Linked DNA regions of Homo sapiens: regions 1 and 3 are each linked to region 2. Evidence: chromatin loops called from intact Hi-C (ENCODE). Cell type or tissue: Caco-2. All regions are shown on one strand.

Evidence for each region. Peaks named below come from ENCODE experiments on the same cell type or tissue, not always from the same donor. Only the 100,000 strongest peaks of a DNase experiment are listed, where the experiment ranks them.
Region 1: a loop joins it to region 2, with 9 times the contacts of the local background. A loop is called at or near these places in 1 of 110 quality-filtered maps.
Region 3: it touches region 2 in a loop (8-fold over the local background); 1 of 110 quality-filtered maps calls a loop at or near these places.

Annotation. Positions count from the first base shown.
Region 1 is chr3:152,934,898-152,939,897 of GRCh38, reverse strand. No RefSeq gene overlaps it. Among named protein-coding and RNA genes, the nearest start is that of P2RY1, 100 kb to the right of the region's middle. In Caco-2, no CTCF peak of the experiment used is centred here; no DNase peak of the experiment used is centred here.
Region 2 is chr3:152,809,660-152,814,659 of GRCh38, reverse strand. It overlaps the pseudogene ATP5MGP5. Among named protein-coding and RNA genes, the nearest start is that of P2RY1, 23 kb to the left of the region's middle. In Caco-2, no CTCF peak of the experiment used is centred here; a DNase peak (open chromatin) is centred at 2,499.
Region 3 is chr3:152,877,957-152,882,956 of GRCh38, reverse strand. No RefSeq gene overlaps it. Among named protein-coding and RNA genes, the nearest start is that of P2RY1, 45 kb to the right of the region's middle. RefSeq lists a silencer at 2,870-3,070. In Caco-2, no CTCF peak of the experiment used is centred here; no DNase peak of the experiment used is centred here.

The DNA.
Region 1 (5,000 bases), 130 kb before region 2:
TATACAAAAATTTAGTTTGTGCTTATGTCATTTTGGTTGGGTTTTAGGTTACCTGTCATAGAAAAAGTCCTGTTTAGATGCTTGGAGGCAGCATGCTCGTTAAGAGTCATCACCACTCCCTAATCTCAAGTACCCAGGGACACAAACACTGTGGACTAGGAAAACCAGAGACCTTTGTTCACTTGTTTATCTGCTGACCTTCCCTCCACTATTTTCCTATGACCCTGCCAAATCCCCCTCTGCGAGAAACACCCAAGAATGATCAATAAAAATAAATAAATAAATTTTTAAAAAAAAGAAGAAAAAAAAAGAAAAAGTCCTGTTTAATATAGCACATTTCCTCATCATCAAAGCACTACTTAGACTTTTACCTTCTCGATTGTGACTCCATTAGAAGGATGATGGCAAGTAATACCACATCCTGACAGCTGTCAATGACATCAAAGATTGGGATCTCATTTCTGCTGATTTGATTACATATATGTGTGTGTGTGTCTACCACATATTGAAACAAGTTTCTTTTTAATGCATTAGTAAATGTCTTATTATTTAAGCAACAGGAGGTTGAGGTTGCTATTTTTCCTTCTAGCAATCTACAAAGCATGAAATATAACCATGTGGCTTGAATGGGGAAAATAAGCCATAGGAAGATCTGGATCTAATATTTTAAGGATTAAATAGATGTCAGGAGAAGAAGGCTGTGCTGATTAATAGAGACCCCTCTAGTGGCCATAAATTGGGGCACAGAGGGAATCAAAATAATATTTTTTTAATCTGAACTGCTCAAGTATTTTGCTTTCCATCCCCTGCAGCTGAAGTTGTCTTATTGTATACAAATGATTTCAGATAAAATTGGATAATGAAAAAATTGTAGCCCATAGGCAAACAGCAGTGTTTTGCATTGGATTGTAGTTTAGCAGTTGACAGGCTTAAAGTGGCTCATAACATACCAGAAAAGAGATGGGGTCAGCTCTTTACTGTGTAATATTCAGTGGCATTATGAAAAATTTGCTAAAGGAAATGTGATACCTCGTAAAGTCCCAGTAGCAGAGGCTAGGAGAAACAGTGTCAGCTATGCAATATTTTACTGCATAAATATGAAGTTTATTTCAAAGATCCTCTCAGTACCTATTAAACAGTATTGAGGGTGCAAGTGTTATACAAGCTGCTCAAAGATATTCTACATTTTGTATTTGTGCAAAATGTTCTAATATATCTGGAATTAAAATGTAACAACTAAACCCAGATAGTGAATGCAATAATAAAGATAATAATAACAAATAGATAGTGTATTTTACTTTCTTCCCTTTGTCATATTCTGTGAGGTAAAATGTCAGAAGTCATCTAAGAGTATTCTGGTATTCCTGAAAAAGTGTTAGCAATTACTTACAATAGTTTGAACTTACAAGAATGGAAACTGGATTGTAGTGAAAGAAAATAAGAAATAAATAGTAACAAATGTCCTCACATATATTTTAAAGAAAACTGTGAGTTTCTAAGAGTAAACTAAAAATAAACTTAAGAAACAAAATAACTTAAGGCTGACTCAAGGCAATCCAAATGTAATAATATGAAATGTTTTGTTCAATGGATATCTTTCAGGGTGAATTTGGCTACTTAATGTGGTTCTGATAACCTGGCAGCAGACTTGGTCTGTGAAGTGCCTAGGCTAATGGATAGAAGATAAAGGTAAGTCTGACTTGCAGAATCTTCAAAGGGTTTCAATAATATATCCCATAACCTAATGGGAGCTACCCTGCAGTTTTACTAAATCAAAGGATGTATACTCTGTCAAAGAATGTATGCTTTGACAGTGACTTATGTAAATCATTCCAGATACCCACTTCATTACAACATTTCACCACAATCTATTCACAGTTTAACACCTCACTTTCACCAAAAGCATTAGGGAGTAAGATGTCAGCTGGTCTTCTAACCTGGGAATACTTGCACCTGAAGGTCTCCTCCTGTCTTCTTGCTACGAGCTTCTGGCATATTATGACATTTAACGTCTGCCCATAAAAACTGGTGCTCCAGCTTTACTAGACAGATTGGTACCAATAATATCATTTAGGTATTTCCAAGTTTAAACATCAATAGATAAAAAATACTAACATTGCATAATTCTGCAAGCAGGTCATTGGAAGTATGAACAAATATTAACCAAAGAAATCCAGGTTGTCTCTGGCAATTCCTAACAAAGAATTCAAAGGATTACAGTATTGCCTAAGGATGGGAGTAATCAGAACAAAAACCACTGCTTAAATGGAGGGTCCAAATTAGCCCCCCAGTTTTGATGTTTATAACTAAGAAATTTGAGAATTAGGGGTTAAAGGAGCTGACACAAGTCATATAGATAAGAAATGGAGGAGTCAGGATTTCAAGGGAGTCTGATTCTCGAGACCTTCCATTTAGCTACTATTCCTGAGAACAGCAATACAAGTACCACAGTTACGTCTTAAGGTGACACTCTAACTCAAGAAATGCATTGTAGCATGGAGAAAACAGTCCATTTGGAAAATCATTGACAAAAATTTAAAAGTAATTAGATTTGAATCATCTGGATAGAATTCAATATGAGTTTCCATTTCAGAATCATTCTGTTCTCTAATGATGTCAAATTCTTTTTAGAAGATTTTCCATAATGCTATTTAAATTTGCACAGCAAAAAAGAATCCATGTGTTACCATATTTTCTTTACGATACCTTTCATTCATGCATTCATTCAACTAATGTTTATGGAGTGCCTTCAAAGTGGTCAGGCATTCTTTTAGGTTCTGTGTATACATCAGAGAACAAAACAATAAGGACAGTATCTTGACCTCATAAAGCTTATATTCTAATATGGAAAGACAGAAAATAAATGTAAGAAATAACTATATTACACAGTATATAGTATAGTGAAAAGATATTTAGTACTATAAAAAATAAAGCATGGTAAGTAGACTTGAACTGCTGGAGTAGGGGATTCATTTAAATAGGGTGAACAGTGTAGGCTTCATAGAGAAGGTGACATTTCAGCAAAGACTTAAAGAGGTAAGAGAAGGAGCCATACAGATAGATATCTGGAAGAAGAGCATTACAGACAGATAGAGAAAACAGCCACTGCAAAGATTCTGAAGTGGAAATAGCTCAGCGTTTTTGAAGAATAGGAAGGTGTATATGTCTGAGTCAGAGCAAACAAGGGGTATGGTAGTAGGTGATAGGATCAGACAGATGCAGTCCTTCAGGTCCTTGTACTGATTTAGGTCTTCAGTATGCATGAAATAAGCCACCAGGAGGGTTTGACAGAAGAGTGACATGATCTAACTTAGTATTTCAACAGTGTCACTCTGCTTGTGTTGAGACAAGGCTGCAGGAAGGAAAAGTTAGAAGTGTAGTACCTGTTATTAGAATAATCCAGGTGAGAGTTGGTGCTGATTTGGATTGTGGTGGGATTGGTTGAGATGGTAACAAATAATATTATTCTAGATATGTTTTGAAGGCAGAGCTAACAAGGATTCTGGTGCATGAGATTAAGGGTGGGAGAGAAAGAAAGAAGAATTACTATCAGGCTTTCAGCTTGGGCAATGAAAGTTTGAAGTTGCCATTTACTGAGATGTTAAGAGTATAGGTGTAGCTGGTTTGGGGGTAACTAGATGAGTCTGGAGTTCAGGGAAATCTTGACAAAAACATCCACTTTATGCCTGTATATGGGAGATATTTACTTAAAGCTATGAATTAGGATGCACAATGGCAAATAGATAAACACATTTTATATTTTAATCAATTTGCCAGATTAAATATACAGAGAAATCCCTCATGGTGTGGAACACCTGAAATGCTAGATAAAATATGACAAGCTTTAAATAAATAAGCCTGAGCTCTAGTAATAGAAAGAATTGGAGGCCAAAGAATGAAGAGTGATTCAACAGCAGCAAGCTCCATCTAGAGTTTGTTTTTAATCTGAGGGCGTCTGTCAATTCCTGATGGCTCAGGGCTTGGATTTTTACTGGGCACATATTTTTGGCTCTGGAAACAAAGCTTCAAGCCCTAAAAGTATGGTGGTCAGATCAGAAGTACTTTAGTAAAGCGGAAAAATTCAAAGTACAACTCTCATAGAAAGTATATTAGGGTAGGCTAGGCGTGGTGGCTCACGCCTATAATCCTAGCACTTTGGGAGGCTGAGGCGGGCGATCACCTGAGATCAGCAGTTCGAGACCAGCCTGGCCAACATAGTGAAACCCCATCTCTACTAAAAATACAAAAATTAGCCAGGCATGGTGGCGGGCGCCTATAATCCCAGCTACTCAGGAGGCTGAGGCAGGAGAATTGCTTGAAACCCGGGGGGTGGAGGTTGCAGTGAGCCAACATCACACCACTGCACTCCAGCCTGGGTGACAGAGGGAAACTCCACCTAAAAAAAAAAAAAAAAGAATATATTAGGGCAAATCAACCCACCACTATCACCAAGGTTATTATAGACTTGGGACTAGCTGGAGGCATGTACTTTTGTGGGTTAGGGGACAGTATTAACAATACCTGTGTGGTCCACGAAAACTCTCAGCCTGAAAATTAAGTTTCTGACATTGGCCTGGGTTGTTGGTGACATCAGGAATAAAGCTAAAGCAAAAACAATTCCTCTCTGAAGGAGATGACTTAGTTACTTACACATTTAAGATATTTCCTTCTGTCTGTCTCTGTTCTCCTGTCCCACTTTTATCAAGACGTTCTTTCCATGGTTTCTATTGCCTTTTATCCTGTTCCATTTTAATCCCATCCTCTGCAGTTTTCCTCTGTGTGGAGCTCCATTTTGGAAGAGAACTTAGTGGGCCAATTTTCAGAGTTCACAGAAACTAGACGACTTCAGTCCTTTTCAACCTACTGTAAGCTCTTGAATTCACTTGCCACTGGAGTGGGTAAAACCCCTTGTAGTTTTAGCTGCTGCCTCAAACTGCCCCACGGCACTTTCGAGTGAATGGCTGTTGGCTGTTTTATGGTTCTTCTCTTCTTAGATGCCA
Region 2 (5,000 bases):
GCATCAGTGGATGTTGGTATAGGGGGTGGGTCCTGCAACCAATCCCTCATAAATCCCAAGCAATAAGTATATATGCCATTGGAATGTGGTTCACTGCTATTTTAATCACATACCATGTTTTCTTAACTCATCTACTTACTTAATGCATAAAACATGTTTTGTGTGTGTGTGTGTTTGTTTGTTTTGTTTTTTTTAGACAGTCTCACTCTATTGCCCAGGCTGCAGTGCAGTGTTGCGATCTTGGATCACTGTAACCTTGGCCTCCCGGGTTCAAGGGATTCTCATGCCTCAGCTTCCCAAGTATCTGGGATTACAGGCGTGCACCACCATGCCCAGCTAATTTTTATATTTTTAGTAGAGATGGGGTTTCACCATGTTGGCCAGGCTGGTCTCTATCTCCTGATCTCAAGTGATCCTTCCTCCTCAGCCTCTCAAAGTGCTGGGATTACAGGCGTGAGCCACCGTGCCTAGCCAATACATGAAAAGTTTTGTACTTTGTTGTATCTGGGTCATGTGGGAATTAGATTTTACAGACTGTGTCTTTATAAAAATTTCTTTGGTGATTCAGAGATTCTCCATTTATCATTTAAAGTTTGTATTTATAACATAAACTTTTATTAGAGAGAAAGGAATAATGAAACTGCACTTATAAGTCCCAAGTGAAAGAAATCACGAAATTTAGACAAGGTCTCCAGGTACTGACAAGTTAACATCTCAGGAAGAAGCTGGTAATGAAGCTAGTAAATTATAGTTCTGGTATTTGATAGTCTAGTGGTCACCGTTAGGTAGATATGAGAAACAGCATATTATTTTTCTGTGTTCAGTGGAAGCATTGACATCTATAGGCTAATGAGAGAGAGAGAACAAGTCACTTAAGCATGTGGTGTCAAAAACAAGCTAGGTTTAATATTTTCACGGTATAAATTAGTCCTAATTGATAAGCCGCTCCTAACTACTCCTAACCATCTTTTCTGCCAGAATGACTGTACTTCAGTAAAAATATATTCTTCTACATTTACAAAGGCATTGAAACTGGTAAAATTATAGTGACCATCCTTGACTGAATCTCTGATTGGCCATTGGTCTGTTTTCAACAGCTTCCTCCCTTTCTTCAGAAGATGGCTCCAAGTAGTCATCAGTCATGGATTATATATCTAGATATTATATCAAATCAATATGGAGTTATATTTAACAACAAAATATATAGATTGTCACATTATTAACTTTTTACCAATAGAAATAGCCTCAAATGGAAGACTTAGAACAGAGCACTTAATTGAACTTTTTATGGGAGGAATTGGTGTTGTTATTTACTAATACTAGGTATCATACATTCTGCAAATCAGCTACTACATCAGAAAATCAAATCATCTGAGAAAATTAAGGGCTGTCTATGAGTGATCGATTTATCTGATACTCATATTTTCAGGCAAAACTTTAAGATAATCATATTTATATCCTGGACATTTCTATTATGCCATTATTACTATTTTTACTTAGAACAATTGTCTCTTGAAGATAATAAAGAAAGTCCTAACAAGACTATGTCCTACAAAAACGGCAAGTACAATCTGCAAATTGTCTGTCCTATCTTTTAGCTAATGTGGAACTTATCCAATACTTTCACTCAAGTAATTTACCTCACCATAGTAACTTTACAGATACCAAAGTCTATTTCAAACTATGGACTTTTAATTTTTTAATGCAATATTGGTTCTTTTCACAGAAAACAAATGTTCTATGCTGGTGGCAAGTGAAAGGTGTTGGTGGTGGGGAGACAATCTTCTCTATTTACTCTGGGATTGAAACATAGTGGTAACTAAACAGCACCAAAAGAAATGTCTAAACAGCTGTTTAATATTTAAAAAGACAAAGATCAGTTAAAGCAATATTTTATTCATAATATAAAGTAGTTTAGGATTGGATAATGTGTCCTGATACATTAGGTATGAGGACCCCTACTAGAATTTGGCAAAAGAGTCCCTAAGTAAATAGGACTGGAATCCTGCCCAAGTAAATTAACCTCCTCCCTTAGGGTTTGTCTTCCCAGTCTACTCCCTGATGATTATGTGGCCAGCTCTAATATTTATTGCTTATAATCTTATCTTTTAAATATTTGAAGTGTGCCTGTTCATACAGTCTCCAATGATGTTTACATAGTAAAGTATACATGCTATCAGTCATACAATTGTACTGACCTTTGTTACTTAAAAAAAAAAAAATTAAAACTCAAACCTAAAGATGGGTTCACATGTAGCCCTTTCACTTGCAAATGACAGAAAAGGCAGCCAACCTGGTTTATGAAAATAGGAAGCTGATTCGTTCACTTAACAGAAGTGCAGGGGGCAGGGTGGTTTAAGATATATCTTGAGGTACTTGAGATATCAAATACTGTCAGCACTTAGCAAATCCTCCTCCTTTGCACTCCTCTACTCTTTTTGCTTTCTGTCTTTTGCTCTCTGCACTCACATCTCCTCCAGGTCTCCATTTGGCTTTACACTTATGCAGGTTTTCCCCTGTGAACAGTAGATGGCTTCAGCTTTCCAGCTTTCACATCCTCTAAGATTCAGCCTAATGGGACAACTCCCTTATCTCTTTTCAGCATTCCTGCTTTTACCTCTGATTGGGTAACTTAAGCCATTTTGAACTGTCTGATTGTGGGTAGAAAAATGGGATATATTGATTAGCTTAGAAATAGGTCACTGGTGGGCCGGGCATGGTGGCTCACGCCTGTAATCCCAGCTACTTGGGAGGCTGAGGCAGAAGAATCGCTTGAACCAGGAGGCAGGGGATGCAGTGAGCCGAGATCGCACCATTGCACTCCAGCCCGAGTGACAGTGAAAGACTTGTTCTCAAAATAAATAAATAAATAAATAAATAAATAAATAGAAAAAAGAAAAAAAAAAGAAAAACAGAAATAGGTCACTGGTTCCACCCCTGAACCCCATCTGTATTAATTTCCTATGGCTGCTCTAAAACATCACCACAAACTTTGTGGGCTAATAAAACATACATTTATTCTCTTACATTTCTGGAAGTCAGAAGTCTGAAACCAGTCTTACCAGGTCAAAATTAAGGTGTCAAGGCTGTGCTCTCCCTGGAGGCTCTGGGCGAGAATCCGTTTACTTGCCTTTCTAACTTCTATAGATACATTCTTTGGCTCTTGGCCCCTTTGTCTGTCTTTAAAGCCAACAGTGTAACATCTTGCTTTAGTGGTCACATTGCCTTCTTCTACAATTATCCTCCCTCATATAAGGAACCTTGAAATTTACATGTCAAAACTGTCCAGGTAATGCAGGATTATCTCCCTATGTCAAGATCCTTAGCTTAATCACACTTGAAAAATTACTTATGCCATATAAAATAGCAGTCACAAGTTCCAGAGAGTGGGATCTGGGTTTCTTTTGGGGATCATTATTCTAGCCTATCATACACCATTCAAGCGTCAAAGCTGAAAGAAGGAGAAATAGAGACCCAACAAACGTTGGGAAGACAAATAACAAATATACATTACTATTGCATCTTAGAGGCTGTTTTTGCTTTTGGTTGCTTGTCTTTTGTAATTATATTTCCAAAGCAAGAGTCCACTTTGTGCTTCTAGTTATAATTTAATGTCAATGGCCAAATTATCAAGAATTATATAGAAAATACAAGTGAATAATAAAAAGATAGCGATCCAATTATGACTTAAACTTTGTGTGGCATAAAATTATCTATTCTAAGGACAGATTGGACATTAGATGTCACTTTAAATTATAGTATTGTTATCTTTTTTGTTGCTTGAAGACATAATTGTGCTTCATTTACCTCTTTAAAAAGTGAATCAAACAAGATTGTTGGTCATGTACAATAACATAGCTGTAAAATAAGTCAGTGGATAATGAGCATGTTTTGTATTCTAAAACATACCTGAAAGACTAAATTAGCTTCAATTACGGCCTCATATTAAATAACAGGTATTTCATAAAATATATTGCCCAACTGCTATGCTTTTAAGCCTTCAACGTTATGAAAAAACTCTTCTTAAATTGTTTGCTCAGTGCACCTCCTTTTTATGATTGGATTAATTGCTTTCCCTTTCACTCCCAATATGCAGTCAAACTATAATATTCTTTCCTAGTTTTCAAACTCTCAGAAAAAACATGGGACAGGTTTCTGGGGCTTGGAATTAAAGCATCTACCCTATCCTTCCACCATCTTTTACTGATATGTTTAAACAGAGGAATTTAATAAATTATGAGAGAGAAAGGACTATACTGTGAGTGAGAATAAAAAAACGTGGGTTTAAATCTTGACTTTGACTAGTATCGGCTGTGAGACCCTGACAACATTCTATATCTATCTAATCTTCAGTTTCCTTATCCATAAAATGGGAGATAATGGCTATTATCCAGGGTTACTGTCACGATTAAATGTGTGAAGAACAGTGTGCAGCACCAAAAACTGTGGGCACTTTTAACATTATGTTCATTCCATCACCTGGAAATTTTTTCATAAGCAATTTTAGTCAAGTGCTTTGAAGGAACTGGCATGCCAGTTAATAACAGTGAACTATTCAGGGAATAGTCACTCTGTATGCTGCCTTCAGGGAGGCTTCAGTTGGCTATATACAGTTTCTAGTAAAACAGAGTACTACAAACCCAATAAAAGTTGTTTAATATCACCTAACCCAGCACATATAAATATGTTTAAAATAAATTTAGTCATTATTTTAAATAATTTAATGTATTTTAAGAGATTTATTGCAAACATTTAGTGACTGCAAAAACCTGCAAGTTTTGAACATGATTCAGGATTTTAAGTATAAAGTAAGAAACTAGATAATAAAATTTATCTTAATAAATGGTGCCAGAGATGAATTCTGCAATCCAGGCCAGATGCTAATACTGGTAACACGTTGAAGACTTCTGCATCCTTGTGATTTATATATTTGCATATTCCTATCTGCCTTATGTACAGGCATGAAGAAATTATATGAAAATCGTTGCAGTGAGCAGTTT
Region 3 (5,000 bases), 68 kb before region 2:
TGTCATTCCATATTTAATATGAAAAAAGGGGCATTAATATTATTCAACAACAAATTGATTCAGTAAAGAGATCAGATTCTAGCTAGCAATATAAGAACTGATTTGAACAGATTAATACTTTTTTTTAAGTTAGGTATATTTTATGAAATTCCACTCATTTCCTTTTTAACTCACTTCCCTGCTAACGCCAATGTAATATTTTAAGATATCCTTTATATGTTTCTAGTTTCCCATGTCAAAGAAGCAGTTTATCTTTCAGCATTTCCTAAGTGAAAATGTGCCCTTTAAAACATTTTTATTCCAAAATAAAAGTGATAAAAACAGTTTTTATTTAAATAATCACTTGATGACTTTTTTTTTTGTTAATTTTGTGCTATTACACGACTGAGGGTTTAGGGGTTATAGAAATTCTAATAGATTCTGGAAGGTCACCTAGTTAATAATAAGGAAATAATCTACTCTGTTGAAGAATATTATAAATATAAGCTTGAGAATCTATAAAACAAATCACATGTTTCTATATGATTTTCCAGCAAATTCCAGCAAATATGACAAAAGTGCCTCACCTCTTAATAGTAATTTGCTTTCAGAAGTCCACCTGATTTATTGCAAAGCTTTCTCAGTGTGTAATTATCTTCTCTGAAGAGTGTGTATGGAATGTGCAAAGCCTCAGTCAGACAGGATCATGTAATACTAGTTGAATTTCACAAAACACCAATGATTTAACCTAACATTTATTAAATTATACCCAGTTTAAAGCTTACTTAGCAGTGGTAAATAATTTCAAGAGCATAAGTATTGCCCAAACCTCAAGCTAAAATTTTTATTTAGTGTTTAGATGTATTTTTCGTATGCTTCTAATTAGTAGGATATATTAGAAAAGACAGTGAGCTCATGCAGTTACACTTTATAACTTTAGTCAAATTCATAGTCTTTCTTTTTTAATTTTATTGTTTAAATTGTAAATTATTTGTAATAGTTATATTTTGCTGGCTTTAGGCTAAAAATGACTTCTGATTTTTATTTTTATAAGCATAATTTTCACTTTTAAAAACTTTTAATTAATATCATTTTTCTTTTATATTTAAAGAGACATTTATTACTTGCAAACTATTTGGTGGTGGTTGTATTTTACAACTTACAGTTCTGAGATGGAAAGTCAAGGATAACTTTTAATCATAAATTTAAAAAACTCTTTGCCTTAACAGAGTGTCATGATTCAGAAGCAATTGGTGTTTTAGAGTAATAAAGATGGCTTTACTGTAGCTAGTAAAGATGACCTATACATTCAAATAATAGGAATTATAATTGTAAAATAAGATTTAGAGAGTAAAAATGAAACAAGATTAGGCAAATCACTCCATATCACCAAAAATCTTTCCACAAGTGAGTATTATAATCGGTGTACACTAGACAGGTATTATTGTATAGAAAATTATATAAAGATCACATAAAGTATACTCTATTCTTAATTCTTAGGGACACAAAGTTGCAGCTACAATGTGGGAGCATTGCTATCCATAGGAATCTAAAATATTGTGCCATGTGTTAACAATGTTCAGAACGTTATTTAAAAAAAGAAAAAAAACCTAAAAAACTAAACATTTGTTTTATACTGCACAATCCAGGGCATAGTCTACTTCATAGAGAAATATCTGAAAGTAAGCATGGGAAAAGAACTGGTAAAGTCAAAATCCTGTTTAACCTTCCCACAGGATACATGTGCAGAGAACAATAGAAATTCCTGTTTTCATTTCTTGATACCTCAGTTTAGCTTTAAATTCCATTTATTTACTAGAAAAGGAAAAGGGAGGAAAGCACTTACTGAATTCCTGAGGAACACAATGACTATATAATATAAACATCAAAAGCAATGAGGTAGACACTGTTCTCAAATATATATTGATTAGGTAGTGTTTGAGAGGTAGGGAGAGGATGGATTAAATGCACAAACAAGTAACTGCAATACAAGATAGAGTAAAATAGATGTCATTGGAGAAGTACAAACAAAGCCTACCTATGTTTTAAAAAGGGTGGAGGAGGAGATTAACACTCTTTTAGCAAATATTTATTGATAGTATCTTATGTACCTAATATCGTTCAAAGCTCTTAGCAGGCCCTAAAGATAAAGCAAGCACAATTTCTGCTCTTCAGGACTCAAAATGCAGAAGGACACTTAAGATAAGAATCACTGCCACATCAGTCTATGAGTTAAAGGATGGCAGGGGACTGTATTTTACTTATTTTGGCATGCAAAGTGATGAGTGAATGCTCAACAGATACTGAATTCATAATTGTAAAGAATTTATCAATGATTTGCACACAAATACTTACCATAAAACCAAACTAAGCATTTTACTTGTTTTTTTTTTTCTTATTTAATCCTCACACCTTGTGAGGTATGATGAAATGATCAATGATGGAACTGATGCTTGGAGAAACGAGAAAAATTGCCCAAAGTTACACAGCTAGTGTATGGCAATGTGCATCTAGAATCTAGGCCTGTCATCACTGCTTTTTTTCATATTATCTTATTGAGTAATACAAGCTGTGAAAAAGACACAGTTAAATTATTATAAGGGTAAAAAAAAATTATCCCAACCAGGGAAATCAGTGATGGCATCAGAGTAGATGGTTGACCTCTAGAGAATGGAGAAAATTCTATGAAATGAAAACAGCATCTAGGCTTGCACTGTCCAGTAGCCACCAGCCACATGTGAAAGTTTAAATTAATTAGAATCAAATACAATTAAGAAGTTAACTCTCCAGTTGCACCAGCCAAATGTCCAAGAGTTAACTATTACATGTTGCTTCCAGCTACTGTATTCATCAGCACAAAATTGTAGATCATTTCCATTCTCACAGAAAGTTCTATTGGAAAGTGTTGTTCTGGACAGAAGGGACTAGGATGATTCTTAGTGGGGGTGTGGCGGGGGAAGACAGCAAGGGAACAAAGTTCAGGTCTGTTCAGAGAAGATTGGGCTATTGAGCATGGTGAGAGTTTAAGGTCCAAATCAGGGTGTAAGGTGTAGAGCAAGATAAGTGCCAGATATATTTTAGATGATCTTGAATGCCAGAGAGAGAATTTACGTTAAGTTGGTAGGCAATGAGAAACATTGAGGACTTCTTGTCAAGGAAGTAATATTATTGGATCTGTTATTAAAATAATTATTTGAGAGGTGGTTCACAGGCCTGATTGAAATGGTAAGAGCTGGTGGCTGGGAAACGGGTTAAGAGGTTACTGAGCTTGGAATAGAAAAGCTAAAAGGGATGTGAGAATTTTGAGGTGGAGCCTATATGGCTTGACATTATGAGGAGAAAGGGGAAAAGAAGTTTGGGTAACTGAAAGAATGCTGGTGGTGTGGTCTGATATATAGAAGTCAAAAGAAGGATGTGGCTTGTTTGGATGACAGTAGATTCAGTTTTGAACATGTCAAATTCAAGTTTCTTTCTGAAGATGTCTGTGAAGCACAAGGGAAACTTTGCAAATCCTCTATTTTTACAGAAAATTCAATTACTGGCCTTTGAGGATAGGAGAGACAGTGAGGTTAAAGGAGTCATCACGGGCAGGCGAACTGTATTAGTTCATTCTCACACTGCTATAAAAAACTACCTGAGACTGAGTAATTTATGAAGAAAAGAGGTTTCGTTGACTCACAGTTCCACAGGCTGTACAGGAAGCGTTGCGGGGAGACCTCAGGAAACTTACAGTCATGGCGGAAAGTGGAGGGCAAGCAAGCACCTTCTTCATATGGCGGAGCAGGAGCAGGAGAGTGAAGGGAGAGGTTCTACCCACTTTTTTTTTTTTTTTTTTTTTTTTTTTTTGAGACAGAGTCTTGCTCTGTCGCTAGGCTGGAGTGTAGTGGTGCGATCTTGGCTCACTGCAACCTCCACCTCCCGGGTTCAAACAATTTTCCTGCCTCAGCCTCCCGAGTAGCTGGGACTACAGGCACGTGCCACCATGCCCAGCTAATTTTTGTATTTTTAGTAGAGATGGAATTTCACCATGTTGGCCAGGATGGTCTCGATCTGTTAACCTCGTGATCCGCCTACCTCAGTTTCCCAAAGTGCTGGGATTACAGGCGTGAGCCACTGTGCCCAGCCGGTTCTACCCACTTTTAAACAACCAGATCTCATGAGGACTCACTCACTGTCACAAGAACAGCAAGAGGGACGTCCACCCCTGTGATTCAATCACCTCCTACCAAGCCCCTCCTTCAACACATGGGGATTACAATTCAACATGAGATTTGGAAGGCGACACAGAGCCAAACCATATCAGGAACCAATATACACAATGGCAGGAGAAGAGTCTAAAAATGTGCCAAATTCAAGAGTTACAGAGGCAGGTATAACAGAGGAAGTAAAAAGCCAAGAGTTTGGAGCCAGGAATGAAACAATTTTGTTTATCTCTTATAGCTTTGGGATACTGCACATTTTTAAAAGAAGTCTTGTTGGTTTAATATTATTTCTCAAGTAGGCTACTACTAAAAACATATCTAATCATATTCATTTCAGATTATTTCATAATGTTTTCAATGTTTATGATAGTAAGATAGTGTGTATGAAGAGTTAGAAATTCATGTAGGATTCTCTCAAGTTCCACTGTGGACTTTTATATGTGATACAAACTATTGGTATAAGGGCTTTAAATTATCAGTCCTGTAATTTCAGATATCACAGAGAATGAGTTTCCTTTCACCTTGATAACCAATAAAATTCCAAGATCCCTGGAGTGATTCTTTCACAGGAATTTTACTGTTCTCTTCTTTTATTTCTTCAGTATAATTGGTAGAGGAGGTAAAGAACCAGAACGTAAAGTAAAAGTTAAAATGAAACCCAGATGGTCAGATAGAGTTCTACGTATTTGTCCAACTTTTTGCGTGGAGATAGGAAAAGGCAAATATGTCCATCTTTGTTAGAAACTAAGACAGGGTACTTTTGACAACCAGGCTTCCAGAGATCAAAATAATGTAAGATAAAAAGATTGATGCTAACTC